Regions from separate parts of the Mus musculus genome. Here region 2 is linked to region 1. Evidence: chromatin loops called from intact Hi-C (ENCODE). Cell type or tissue: heart. All regions are shown on one strand.

Region 1 (2,500 bases):
TTTTTATTTATTTTTTATCGTCTTACATGTATCAACGATTGCTTTTATCTGTGCCTGTTAGAAGCTGGGGATACGCTGGTGTACCACCAATCGTGGCTCCACTTAAATGTCTAGTTGGGCAAGAATCTAGTGATCAAGAGTAACATTTAAATAAGTGCCCTGGAGGGAGATTCTTGGGCATATCGATCCTTCTGCCACCAAACCCACTTTTTTTTAGTCAGAAGGTCCAGAAGGGCTTCTCTGGGAAAAAAAAAAAACAACTAAAAAAACCGATTAAATAAAGGGGTTGAGCAGGAGTGTGTTCCAGATAGACGACACGTGAATTGCACAGGCTTCGCGACAAGAGCGAGCTTAGTGCACTAAGACACTGGAAATCGCCAGCATTACTACATTGATGTCAGTGACGTGGGACACATGAAAGCGGAGGGGTAGTCGAGATGTACCACGTGAGGAAGCTCTCGGCTGGCTGGGCTACTCTTACATTTGCGTGCTTTTCCCTCCACTTCCTTCTGTGTGCATCCACAGAACTTAAGTCAGATTAACCTAACGGGTGTGCGGCCGGTGTGCTTCAGCACAGCGCAGAGATCACAGCCGGGAGACCAAAGCGTTCTGCGGCTGAGCCACCAAAGACGCGTCCGCCCGCTCTGCCTGTGCCCAAGGACCGGAACTCAACGGCACCCGGAGAGGGAACGCGCGCTGGGTAGCCGCTTCCTTTACCGCGCCATTCTCGCTGGTCTTCATCAGGCAGCCAGCCAGCGACGAAAAGATGTAGCCATGCCGGGTGTAGGTGCCGCTGCCGGGGCTGCCTTCCTCCAAGTTACACAGACGTTCGCCTGCAGAAGACAAGCTGCCTCAGCCACGGGCTCCCAGAAGCTGGTTGCCACACAGCCTGGAACTGCGTGCGGAGACCGCTCACTTACCGGGGATGCAGTACCTCACCGGTGGTGCCATGCTTGCCACCATCCACAACCCGGATGAGAACCAAGACGACTTCTCATTGGTCAGCTAGAGGAGCGGCCTCGCAGTTACACGAGTACCAATTGGCGCCTTCGACCGCACGGGGTGTAAGAGCGAGGTCTGACTCCATTTCCCAGGCTGCCCCGGGACAGATCTCTGGGCGTGCCTTTGCGGGCTCCGGGCCTCGCGCCTGCGCAGCTGGGTGGTGATGGGCGGGCGGCGGGTCCCGGTCCGCTGGCTAGCGCTGTGGGCTGAGGGCCATGGTGGGTCAGCCTTAGCTCGGCCCGGCCTGGGTCCTGAGCTGGAAGGGGAGGCAGTGGGTGGCGGACAGGGAGACTGGGCCTAATCTGGCTGATTGAGAAGCTGGCAGGAGGCAGGTAAGAGTAAAGGCGCGGTTCTTGCTTCCCATCCGAGTCCCGGTGTCCAGGCCTTTAAGTTAAGTTCCTGATCTCTCTACGACCTGCCCTGCGTGGATGCGTCCTCCTAGGTCCGAACGCATTTTCAGCCCCAACTCGCCCATTTCATGAGTTTGAAGACTCAGATCCAGGTTTGCTTTGTACAACAAAGTGTCGAAGTTGGTTCGAGACAGCCCAAGCTTAAGCCGATTTTTTTTTTTTTTTTGGACCTGAGCCCATCATAGATGGACCCTGCTGCACCTGGAGACACAACCTTTTTCTAGTTTTGTAGAACGACAGTTTCTTCTCTTGCAGGCAGATACTCTATAGAGTGTGAGCTCCTTAACTATGAATGAGCAGCTTGACGTTAGCATAGCATTCCTTTTGCTTTTTTTTCCCTTTTAGCATGTTAGCCGGGAAAGAAGCCTTCATTAATAGAATATTGTGCTTTATTGATATCTGACATCAGCTTGAGGTGGCAAAGGTTCCGGGAGCAGCAGCTTTTTCCGGATGAAATTTGCCATGACTTTGATCTCACTTTCATCTATTGGCTCTGGAGTTTATTGCTCTCTCCCCTTCCCTCCCTGTCAGCCAGGCTTCTTTGAGATACAGATGGTGATTTAGGGGAGTGCTCTTGCCTGCTAATCTCTAATCTGGTGGCAGATGGCCACTGTGGCCTGTGGGTCCTACTGAGAGGTGGCAGTACTTGGAGTGTGGAGAAATTATGCTGGCTTTATTCCTCCTCCGTGCATTCAGGTCATTCGTGCCTTCCCGCCACATTTAGATGTAAATACGACTTTGCTTTTTCTCTGTTTCCTGAGGGAAAACTTTTTCACTTGTGGCCCATTTAATACGTCTTTTTCTAGCCTCGTCATTATCCTGATATCCCATTAGGCTGAGGGGAGAGGGTCCTGGTCTCACTCTGTTCACTCAGAGTTGATAGGCACCACAAGCTTTCCATTTTACGGGTTTGATTTCCGGTTTGATTTGTCCTCTAGGTTATTGATCTCTAGAGCTATGATTCTAATACTGGTTTTATTTCTTTGTTAATCAGAAAGGATGAGCGCAGCAAATACTTGGGTGTTATCACATTGGTGAGAGTGTCTTTGCTGGCTCCTGTACAGCTGCCAGCCTTTCCTGTTCTGCAT
Region 2 (2,500 bases), 210 kb after region 1:
AAGACTCAAAAAAAAAAGTCTGGGCCTGGACAGCTGGAAAAGGAATTTGAATAGCAGTCTTATCCCACCGCCTGCCCACTCCATGGGATGTTAGCTAACCAGACCACAAGGTCCCCAGGTGCTCACTGTTGCCCCTGATGTCTTGCCATCAAGAAGAGACCCCAGGGGTGTTCTGACTCCCTCTTCTGGAGTGTCTGAAGACAGCTACAGTGTACTTACATATAATAAATAAATAAAATAAAAAATATATAATTGACACAGGGCTAGAGAAATGGATCAGTAGGGAGTCAGATCTTATTACCGGTGGTTGTGAGCCACCATGTGGTTGCTGGGATTTGAACTTCGGACCTTCGGAAAAGCAATCAGGTGCTCTTACCCACTGAGCCATCTCACCAGCCCCCAGGCCCAGACTTTTGTCCCTAGCTCCTGCTCCTATCCAGAGTTCAGGCTGCTTGTGGCCTGGGGACCCTGTGAGGGACTGGATTAACAAATCACTTAAGCCGGGCGTGGTGGCGCACGCCTTTAATCCCAGCACTCGGGAGGCAGAGGCAGGTGGATTTCTGAGTTCAAGGGCAGCCTGGTCTACAAAGTGAGTTCCAGGACAGCCAGGGCTACCTGTCTTGAAAAAACAACAACAACAACAAAACAACAACAGCAGCAACAACAACAACAATCAAGTCACTTAACTGCAAAACTCTCCTCCTCTATGGAGAAACGAATTGCCTTATCCCCAGGTTGCAGGCTGCGTACACACAAAGAGGGGTCATATATGTGCCATGGTCTTATATTCTGGGTATACCCAGGGGAGACTCCAGCAAGCTCAGAGCCCCCTGGGGATAGCCCCACCCAAAGTTTGTCTTCAGTTTCCTCTTGTCTGAGTACTACCCACCCTCTATGACACTTGTGACTGAAAATTCCCCAGTCGTCCTGTCAAAACTCCCTCCTCTTTTGTGGTTTGCTTATAACCTTCCTTTCCTTGACCTCTTTTGTCCCTTAGCAACCAGTGAGTGCCAACACTTGAGAACAGGAATAAACTCTCTTCCGCCGGGCAGTGGTGACGCACACCTTGAATCCCAGCACTTGGGAGGCAGAGTCAGGCGGATTTCTGAGTTCGAGGCCAGCCTGTTCTACAGAGTGAGTTCCAGGGCTACACAGAGAAACCCTATCTCAAAAAAAAAAAAAAAAAAAAAAAAAAAGTCCTCTTCCTTCTGACATTCTGTGTTTGTATCTGGAAGGTGCTTAGATTTATTGAGTAGGACAGAATCAAAGCTTTTCTCTAAAACTGTATACTTACACTTTTCCAGAGAGTCTGTTCCGCCTCCTTTTAGAATGTTTTCAAGATTCCAGAAGCTAAAAATATCGTCCCAAAGCTTTTGAAAGAACTCTTCCATGTAAGGAGCCCAGTGGAGACGCTTGAAGCTGAAAGTTCATGTCCACCAGGTGGCGCCCTAACCCACACATCTCCTGCTGCCTTTTTTTTTTTTTTTTTTTTTTTTTAAGATGGAAGAATTCTTTCCTTCCTCCTAATGTTAATAGGCTCCCTGCTCCCTTCAGCGGTCCAGCATCCAGATTCAACTGCTAGATGCACTTTAGAGTCTCAGCCATAGGCAAGGGCACTAAGCACATCGTTCCAGGGGCTGCTAAGTTAGGATCAGAACATACAGGTCTGGATTTTCCAGTGGGACACAGACTCTGCGTCACTTTTCTGGGTCCCTGCCAGTGTAGCTGTAAACAGAACATGAGAAATATATAAAAGTGCTAGGATTGTGGATGAGAAGTCATCTTCATCTGTGCCCTAGCAGCTCCTGAAACAAGGTCAACTGCTTCAACGCTCTGAACCCACTCTTGGTCCCTATTGGTGGGTCAGAGCTCAGAACACCATCACCAGGAGCAGTAAATACAACTTCTTCCACGGGGTCTAGCACAATAAACATCCCCTTCCCCAAACCACACATATCTTACATCCCTGGCCTCTAAAATGGTGCTCAGTGTTTAATAAGCTCTCATTGTCTGCTTGCTGCATGAAATTATTTTACAGATGAAGTAATCAGGCACAGAGGGCTGGGAAACCCCTCCTCCGTGCCCGACGATGGAGTGAGCAATGGAGTGAAGAACTCACTCTTGTTCTCAAGTGTTGGCACTTGCTGGTTGCTAAGGGACAGAACTCAAGTAAGAAAGGCTATGCTGTCTTGTGTGGGTATGCTACACACCACAATTTAAGCATTTATAATATGCATCTGGAGCTTTCTTGAGTAGTATGTACTGGGGTGGCAGTGACAGGCCAAAGTTTTTTTCTTCAAAGGGGAACCAGGCTGCAGGGAAGGGCACCTACTGTTCCAGGCCAAGGGGATGGGACTCTGAAGTGTATGATCAGCTGTGGTTTGATGCAGGCATTGTCCTGTAGGCAAATGTGGCTTGCTTAGTGTCTTAGTTAGGGTTTTATGGCTGTGAAGAGATACCCTTACCACTAAAACTCTTGTTACAGTGTCATGGCAAGAAG

The links. Hi-C counts contacts between places; a loop is a spot of excess contacts. Peaks named below come from ENCODE experiments on the same cell type or tissue, not always from the same donor. Only the 100,000 strongest peaks of a DNase experiment are listed, where the experiment ranks them.
Region 2: it touches region 1 in a loop (2.1-fold over the local background); 1 of 42 quality-filtered maps calls a loop at or near these places.

The regions. Positions count from the first base shown.
Region 1 is chr19:41,932,332-41,934,831 of GRCm38, forward strand. It overlaps Exosc1 (exosome component 1), which reads right to left and starts at 983. Exons shown (of 8, transcript NM_025644.4): 1 at 921-983; 2 at 718-833. The coding sequence starts at 951. Zdhhc16 (zinc finger, DHHC domain containing 16) reads left to right here and starts at 1,114. Exons shown (of 11, transcript NM_023740.3): 1 at 1,114-1,334; 2 at 2,407-2,500. In heart, a CTCF peak has its summit at 1,058; a DNase peak (open chromatin) is centred at 1,080; H3K4me3 peaks cover 2,500 bases; H3K27ac peaks cover 1,284 bases.
Region 2 is chr19:42,143,301-42,145,800 of GRCm38, forward strand. No RefSeq gene overlaps it. Among named protein-coding and RNA genes, the nearest start is that of Marveld1, 2.8 kb to the right of the region's middle. In heart, a CTCF peak has its summit at 1,424 (motif pointing right); a DNase peak (open chromatin) is centred at 1,441; H3K27ac peaks cover 364 bases.